Regions from separate parts of the Homo sapiens genome. Here region 2 is linked to region 1. Evidence: read pairs that join two places in POLR2A ChIA-PET (ENCODE). Cell type or tissue: GM12878. All regions are shown on one strand. Links, peaks and the distances in the headings refer to the core of each region. The heading gives the core; the rest is flanking DNA.

Region 1 (4,395 bases), core at 224-4,223:
ACACGTGTGCTGACACCCTCAGTTTTTTTCTCCAGTAGCCCTGTGCTGCATCATACCTGGACAGTATGCACATTAGACCAACCACATTTATTCTAAAAAGCTAGTCAAGCCTGGAACTTTTGTCTTAAGTACACACAATTAGCCCTTAGCCAGTGAGTGGCTGGCTGATGTTTCATACTGACATCATAATTGATTAAGTGTGTATTTAATGGATTCAGTTTCTGAAACTGGCACTTTTGCCGGAGCAGCTGTAGGACATAAGTGCAGATTCTAAATCCATGTACCATAACTTGAGTAGCACTGAGTAAATGGACCTGAGAAGAACTGGACAAGTCTCTGTCCCTCTGAGGTTGACTGGGAAGCCTTGGTGGTACTGGGCCGTGGTGCAGGTCCCAGAGGCTGGTGCCAGAGCCCATTCCCTCAGTCTTTGTGTTAATGGCAAGTTAAAGGTTCTCCAGCCAGTCTCATGAGCTTTTCATGAAGAAACGTAAGGAGATCGTCTAGCTCTAAGGAAGTAAGGACCAAAACACCTAGGGCTATGTATGTATTGCTTTGGCTAACACTTTGAAGTAGTCTTTAAGAAGCTTGATAGGATGCAGAGTTGCATCAAAGAAATGCTCACAGGGCCTTGAAGGGTAGCTCCTTGTATGTAGCCCATCTAGCTGCCACGTAGTTGGCATTGATAGCTGGGAGGACAGCGGCTTCCATCCTAGATGTAGGAGGCATAATTAAAAGGACAAAAAACTTTTTGCTGGTGGCCAAAAATGAACACATACCTTGTTCCACATTCTCCAAGCTCCACCAGCATCAGTTTTGTAACTCATTGAAGAGTATCCTCATTAGTTGTCTTCAGGCTCTCAAGTTTGTCAGACATTGCATTCATTCCATCAGCCCACATTTACAGTGCCTATGGTGTGCCAGTCCTTGGGGGGTGCAAGAACAAGTCTCACAGTTTAGGGGAGATGGACAAACATGAGTAAGTAAATATTGTGAGCATGAGCAGAAGTGTGTGCCATGCTGGATAAGAGCCGTCTTAGGCACAGTAGTGGAGGGTAATCTGCAAGGCTTGAACAAAACCAGTTGTCATCAGTGTGCTATAATACTACTGTGACCCAGTTGCTTTGGTGTTCTGAGGCTGCTCTGAGATGCTAATTAAACAGGATGATGATTCAGGTTGCTGTTATATCTCATAAGAAAGAGCCTTTCTGTGAATGAGCAGGCATCAGGCTTGGAGAAGGCTCCCTTAAAGCTTCCCTCAGATAAGGATTAAACAACGCTAGTTGACTCAGTCCTTGCAGTTTGCTACCTCAAGTCAGCGAGCCCTGCCTCTGAGACAGTGACAAAGTCTGGTGAAAGGTTCAAGCTCTGTATCTGGGCCACTTTCCGTTAAAACATGTCCCAAAACTAATAATACCTTTTATAATTTATTTCCCAAGTTTAGAGTATCAAAAAATGTGAGGTTCTTATTAGAGTTCTTTAAAAATAGTTTTTATTCCCTTCCATAATAAAAAATTTACTATTAAAAGATTTTGAAGTTTGGGCCATTCCTTATTTTTAAAATGTGTCTTAATTTAGAAATCATGCTTGGAGCCCCCAATGTGTCTCATTCTTCCTGGGGAGCAGTATTGTATGGACTTACCTCTGCTTGGAGTGAATGTAGTAACACTGTGGTCAAAAACAAAGGACATTTAGCTGTGCAGTGACTTTAATATATTATTTGTAGCATAGGAGGATGATAATGCAAATAGCTACTCCAGGTAAAAAGTATAGAATAAAAATTTAATTAGAAATTGTACTGGCCTGGGTATTGATTTTTGGGTAGAAGGGAAAACCTTACACATGGAAGATACTATAGATAAGTATTTATATTCTATCTTTGGCACCTGGCACCTAGAAAGTACTTTTCAAATGTTGGATAGTTGAGTGAATGAAGGGGGCTAACAGGCGTCATGGTATGGTATGAAGAAAGTTGAACTTGGGGTTCAGAAGAAAAAGAGGTAAAGTTCTAAGTTCTCTTACTAGCTATGTGATCTTTAGCAGGTCACTTTGCTTTAGCCTCTTGTTTCTTCTACAAGAAAAACAGATGTCGAAGACAGACCCAGAGTTCCTTCTTTATTGATCTCCTGATGTCACAATTTGCCTAGTGAAATTGTAGGTTTCACTAGGCAAATTGAGGGAGAAATCTGTTGCATTAAAGAACCTAAGGCCAGGTGCGGTGGCTGATGCCTGTAATCCCAGCACTTTGAGAGGCTGAGGTGGGCAGATCACCTGAGATCAGGAGTTCAAGACTAGCCTGGCCAACATGGTGAAACCTCATCTCTACTAAAAATACAAAGATTAGCTGGGCGTGGTGGCAGGTGCCTGTAATCCCATCTACTCGGGAGGCTGAGGCAGGGGAATCGCTTGAACCCGGGAGGTGGAGGTTGCGGTGAGCCGAGATCATGCCATTGCACTCCAGAGCGACAAGAGCGAAACTCCATCAAAAAAAAAAAAAAAGAACCTAAAAGGAAAATGAACAATCACTTGAGAGTCTTGGGAAATCCCCGTGTATTAGTTTTCTATCATTGTCATAACACCTTACCACAAACTTGTTAATACAGTTCTGCTTACAGTTCTGTAGGTTCAAAGTCCAACACAGGTGTCTTACTGGGCTGGAATTGAGGTGTGGGCTGGGCTTTGGAAAAGTCCAGAGTCTTAGGGGAGAACATGCTTCCTTGCCTTTTAAAAATTCTGCAGCTGCCGCCCTGTCCCTTCTCCCATCTTCCAGGCCAGCAGCATTGCACCTATGACCCTGCTGGCAAATCATCAGGTCTCCCTGAAGCTGACAACTGTAACTCCCTCTGGGGGGGAATCGTTTGCTTTTATGGGCCTGTGTGATTAGATTGGGCCCACCTGGATAACCTAGCATATTCTTCCCATCTCAAGGTCCTTGACTTAATCTCATCCACAAAGTTGATTTTGTATATATAAGATCACAGGTTCTTGGGATTCTGCCTACCATATCCCAAGATCTGATTGCTCTGTAGGAGACAGAACACTGAATGGCTCTCAGGAAACCAGTAATCCAGTAATCCTAGCTCACCCAGTCATTGTGTCTCTCTGGGTTTCTTTTTTCCGCATCTGAAAAGTTGGGGAGTTGAATTAGACCAGTGGTCCTCAAACTGCATTGTACATCAGAATAGCCTGGAGGACTTCTCACAACACAGATTTAGGTGGGGCTCAAAAGCGTGCATTTCTGCCAAGCACAGTGGCTCACGCCTGTAATCCCAGCACTTTGGGAAGCCAAGGCAGGTGGATCACTTGAGGTCAGAAGTTCAAGACCAGCCTGGCCAACATGTTGAAACCCCGTCTCTAGTAAAAAAACAAAAAGTTGCCAGGTGTGGTGGTTCATGCCTGTAATCCTAGCTACTTGGGAAGCTGAGGCACGAGAATCACTTGAACATGGGAGTCGGAGGTTGCAGTGAGCCAAGACTGTGCCACTGCACTCTAGCCTGGGTGACAGAACGAGACTCTGTCTCAAAAATAACCCAAAAAACAAAACTGCATTTCTGACAAGTCCCTGAGTGTTGCTGATGCTGCTGTTCCAGGGGACCACACTTCAAAAACCACTGAACTAAACTGTCTTTAAGGATCTTTCTCTAAGTCCCTAATACAGCCTGAGAGTCTTTCCCCTTTGGATGCAATGTTATAAATTAATCATAGTGGAGTTTGCACACTGCTTGCCAGGTTGTGGAGTTGAGGTAGGAAGCAAATGGACATTGTTCAGATCTAAGCTCCACGTCTTCTCTTTCCTCTTGTAAACCGGGATGGTGATGAGGCCTGCTGTGTGGTTGCTTTTCATGAGATGGTCTTTGTAGATTATCTAGCATATGTCTGACACATGGTCATCTTGGGTCACATTTACTTAGCACTTTTGACCCAGCCACTGTTTTAAGCCTGAATTAATTCATTTAACCCTTATGACATTTCTATGAGGTGAGTGCTATTATTAGTCCCACGTCTGTAGGTTGAGGAACAGAGGTTAGGAGTTTGGCCAAGAAGGCAGAGCTAGAAAGTGGAGCCACTTACCAGGCAGTTATTTAGGTTCCAGAGCATGCATACTTAACCCTTCTACAGCAGCACCCAAGTTTCCTGTAACAAGGCTAGAGGTGGCCTGGTCCTGGGTTTGGGTGATTTAGTGCTTGACAGTGTCATGGTAGGCCCAGGTCTCTCCATCTTGCCACTCTTCTGTCCTCAGCAGGCTGGCTTTGTCTTCAGGGCTGTCCCCTCATGGTGATACTGTGGCTGCCACAGATCCCACTGTCTAATCCTCACAGAGGCTGCGCAAGAAAAATTACCTGTTCCTCCCTCTTGTCTCTTTTTGAGAGGGTGAAACTTTCATGCTTGTAATCTTAG
Region 2 (4,395 bases), core at 121-4,120, 270 kb before region 1:
CCTTCCACAAGCTGTCTCTTCTACCTGGGATGTTACTGCCGCCACCATCTCCCAGCCAACTCCTAGTTATCGTACAAAGCCTAGCTCTAACTTCGCTTTCTCCAGGAAGTTTCTGTGACCCTCGGTGAGTCTCGCAGTATCCTGGTTTACCTTTGCCACTGCTCCCATCACATCAAACTGACACTTTGTCCCATAGGACTGTCAAAGGGTCTTAGTCACCTCCGCATCTCTAGGACCTGTCTTGGTGCCTGGTACCTCCAAGATGTCAATGTTTGCTCAACTGGCCCCAGCTGATCTCGTGGGTCTCCTTATTGAATATTGAGCCCGCTACAGAAAGCAGGTGCTGCATCCGAGGAGCATTTAGGCGGCGCCAGCTCACCTCAAGCTACAGAAACATGTGGTCCTAATTCCTTCCTCGCTCTCCTCTTTAGCTTTTTCTTAACCTCTGATTTCAGTTACCAATTAGCAATTTAGCAAGAAACACCTTCTTTGTCTTTCCGAAATGTGTCTCTACTAAGGTACCTTTTCCTTGGGGTAAAAAAAAAAAATAGGGGACGGGATATACTAAGTGAATGGGGGAGGGGAGCCAATTAACATTCAGCTAAGAAAGAAAATGATTTCTCCTATCAGTAGTAAAAACTGACAGCTCTATCAGAAAACGAGCCCGGGGAGCCACAAAGCCTGGCAAGGCAGGGTGGGGAGGGAGGCGTCTGCAGCCCTAATCAGGAGTGATAAAGATGGCTGAGGGCAGAGTCCGCTGCTGGGAGCCAGGGAATCCAAAGGATTCAGGCGTCCAAAGGAATCACCTCGGGAGGTGGAACAGTTGCCTTCCACCTCCTCCCTCCTGTCTGATCTGGCCCCAGGCAAGAGGACTGGTACTATTCAGGTTTTATACCTGAAACTTACAGCTCCGACTCTCCAAACGGCCTCTCTCTATGCACTCCTTTCCTCTGACCTTATCATAAAAGGCGGCCACGTGCTGTCTATTCATGGTAGCAGGATGGTCTGGGGAGAGGAGGCTCCATGCGCGAATTCCAGGGTTGATGAAATTGCTCCGGCCCTCTGGATCTCTCCCCGCCATGAATGAATAAACGGGTTTGGGGGCAGGGTGGTGAAATCAAACTCCAGTGTTATCTGACATACAAGTTCTTTCTTGAGTGCCACATAGGTAATTTGTTATAAATCAGAGCTTAAACACCAGATCGGATTTCACAGAACTCAATTCCATCGCTTTAAGATGAGAAGACGTGCAGAGAAGGATGGGAGAAACACCCCCATTCGGCCTGGCAGAAAAGATATTTAGCGTTTTAAAATGTAACCATTGATCTTCTGCTTGAAATACAAATGCATTTTGCTAAAAAAGAAGACGTCAGTGAGATTGAGACAGGAAGTGATGGAGAGAAACCAAAGGCTCGAGCAGGTTGTTTAATTGGAAACAGCGAGAGGCTGTTTTCGGTCACATTTTGTGTACAGTTCCAGGCCACGCTCCCTCTCTCATATACGATCATGAAACATAAAGACACGGGAACAAGTTCAGTGCCTGAGAGCATCGACGCCTCCCTTGAGGTGTGTGTGTGCCCATCACCAGGATGTAGGGAAAAGGAATAGTCTCAGCCTGTGTACAGACTGGGATTTCTGCAGACGCTAGTCTTCAGCAGACACCAATGGGGGAATGCAGAGAGGTCCAGGCCCCGCATCTTCAGAGACTATAGCTCCGGGGCTGTGGTTTTCTGAATCACTCCCAAATGCTTTTGAACTGGGTTTTTTTTTTTTTTTTTTAATTAGGTTTCTTGTCTAAAATGCTCTACATTTTTAGTGTTCTTAGTACAGGAGGTATAACAAGGCAGTTAAGCATTTAATACTCAAGAATTGGGCTGGGCGCAGAGGCTCCAACCTGTCATCCCAGCACTTTGGGAGGCCAAGGCAGGTGGATCACCTGAGGTCAGGAGTTCGAGACCAGCCTGGCCAACATGGCGAACCTCTGTCTCTACTAAAAATACAAAAATTAGCTGGGCGTGGTGATGGGCACCTGTAATACCAGCTACTCTGGACGCTGAGGCAGGAGAATTGCTTGAACCTGGCCAGCAGAGGTTGCAGTGAGCCAAGATTGCATCACTGCACTCCAGCTTGGGCAACAGAGCGAGACTCCATCTCAATTAAAAAGAGAAGAAGAAGAAGAATGTGTCTTTCGAGATACACTGATGATTTTTGAGGTTAACAGCAAGGAAACGCTAGCTGTTGTAATAAATAAATCCCCTAATATAAATCCCCAAATATTAACGTCTTAACCCAAAAGACATGTGTTTCTCACTCACATGACTGACCAGTGTGAGTGTTTGTGGTTGATGAGGGGGTTTTCCCCCATACAGTGATTCCGGAGCACATCACCTTCCATCTCCTCTGCCTAAGGCTTCATCATCATTGCCTGCCTCAGTCAGTGGGAAGGGAGAGGGGGTAGAGAAAGAATAACTACTACTTTTTTTTTTTTGAGACAGAGTCTTGCTCTGTTGCCCAGGCTGGAGTGCAGTGGCGTGATCTTGGCTCACTGCAACCTCCCGCCTCCCGGGTTCAAGCCATTCTTCTGCCTCAGCCTCCTGAGTAGCAGACACACGCCACAATGCCTGATTAGTTTTTTGTATTTTTAGTAGAGACGGGGTTTCACCATGTTGGCCAGGCTGGTTTTGAACTCCTGACCTCCAGTGATCCACCTTCCTCGGCCTCCCAAAGTCCTGGGATTACAGGTGTGAGCCACCATGCCCAGCCTAAGAATAACTACATCTTGATTGCATTGGCAGTGTGCAAAGCTGACTCAATATTCAAAAATTAATTAGGCAGGGCACAGTGGCTCACACCTGTAATCTCAGCATTTTGGGAGGCCGAGGCAGGTGGATGGCCTGAGATCAGGAGTTCGAGACCACTCTGGGCAACATGGTGAAACCCCATCTCTACTAAAATACAAACAATTAGCTGGGCATGGTGGCATGTGACATGCGCCTGTAGTCCCAGCTTCTCGGGAGGCTGAGGCACGAGAATAGCTTAAGCCCGAGCCCCGGAGGCGGAGGTCGCAGTGAGCTGACCACTGCATGCCACTGCACTTCAGCTTGGACTACAGAGTGAGACTCAGTCTCATAAAACAAAAACACAAAAAAATTAATGCAATTTAGCATACCAACAGGATAAAGAAGAAAATCATAGGATCATATCAATTGATGCAAGAAAAGCTTTTGACAAAAATCCAACACCCATTCATAATTAAAAAAAAAAAAAATGGCCGGGCGTGGTGGCTCATGCCTGTAATCCCAGCACTTTGGGAGGCCGAGGCGGGCAGATCACGAGGTCAGGAAATCGAGACAATCCTGGCTAACACAGTGAAACCCCGTCTCTACTAAAAATACAAAAAATTAGCCGGGCGTGGTGGCGGGCGCCTGTAGTCCCAGCTATTCGGGAGGCTGAGGCAGGAGAATGGTGTGAACCCAGGAGGCAGAGCTTGCAGTGAGCCGAGATCACGCCACTGCACTCCAGCCTGAGTGACAGAGCCAGAATCAGTTTCAAAAAACAAAAAACAAAAAAAAAAATTCCCAGCAAACTGAGAATAGAGAACTTCTTCAACCTGATAAATAGCATCTACAAAGAAACGTACAGCTAATAATACCACACAACTTGATATGTTGGGTTTTCCTTTTCAGTCAGTTCAAAATACTTTCTGACTTCTCTTTTGACTTCTTTTTTGACCCGTGGATTATTTAGAAGTGTGTTATTTCGTTTTCAAGTTATTTGGGCATTTTCAGAGCTCTTTCTGTTACCAATTTCTAATTTAATTCCATTGTAAGAGAGCATACTTTGAATGACTTGAGTCCCTTTAAATGTACTGAGACTTGTTTAATGTCTCAGAATATTGTCTATGTTGGTAAATATTCTGTGTGAACTTGAGAGGAATGTGTATTCTGCTGTTGTTGGGTAAAGTGTTTTATAAATGTCCATTGGATCGAGTTGGTTGATAATGTTGTTCAAATCTTCTATATATTTGCTGGTTTTCTGTCTATTCATTCTATCAATTTCTATGTATTTATTCAGAGGTGGGATCTCACTATGTTGTCCAGACTAGACTCAAGTCCTGGGCTAAAGTGCTTCTCCTGCCACAGCCTCCTGAGTAGCTGGGACTACAGGTGATACACGGCTATACCCAGCTATTCTATCAATTCTATCAATTATTGAAAGCAGGGTATTGACATCTTCAACTATGATTGTCAACTTTTCCATTTCTCTTTGCTGTTCTATAAGTTTTTGCTTCAAGTGTTTTGAAGCTCTGTTATTAGGTACATAAACGTTTAGAATTGTTATGTCCTCTGGAATAACTGACCCCTTAATCATTATTGAATTAACCTCTTTATCCCT

What was found. ChIA-PET counts read pairs that join two places held together with the same protein. Peaks named below come from ENCODE experiments on the same cell type or tissue, not always from the same donor. Only the 100,000 strongest peaks of a DNase experiment are listed, where the experiment ranks them.
Region 2: POLR2A ChIA-PET joins it to region 1 with 7 read pairs; 6 of 35 experiments call an interaction of 5 or more read pairs at or near these places.

Annotation. Positions count from the first base shown.
Region 1 is chr22:42,181,878-42,186,272 of GRCh38, reverse strand. All of the region lies in intron 2 of TCF20 (transcription factor 20), which reads left to right. Among named protein-coding and RNA genes, the nearest start is that of CYP2D6, 53 kb to the right of the region's middle. In GM12878, for the core only: no CTCF peak of the experiment used is centred there; a DNase peak (open chromatin) is centred at 2,572; H3K27ac peaks cover 371 bases.
Region 2 is chr22:42,456,221-42,460,615 of GRCh38, reverse strand. No RefSeq gene overlaps it. Among named protein-coding and RNA genes, the nearest start is that of NFAM1, 26 kb to the right of the region's middle. RefSeq lists an enhancer at 2,310-2,469. In GM12878, for the core only: a CTCF peak has its summit at 2,100 (motif pointing right); a DNase peak (open chromatin) is centred at 2,315.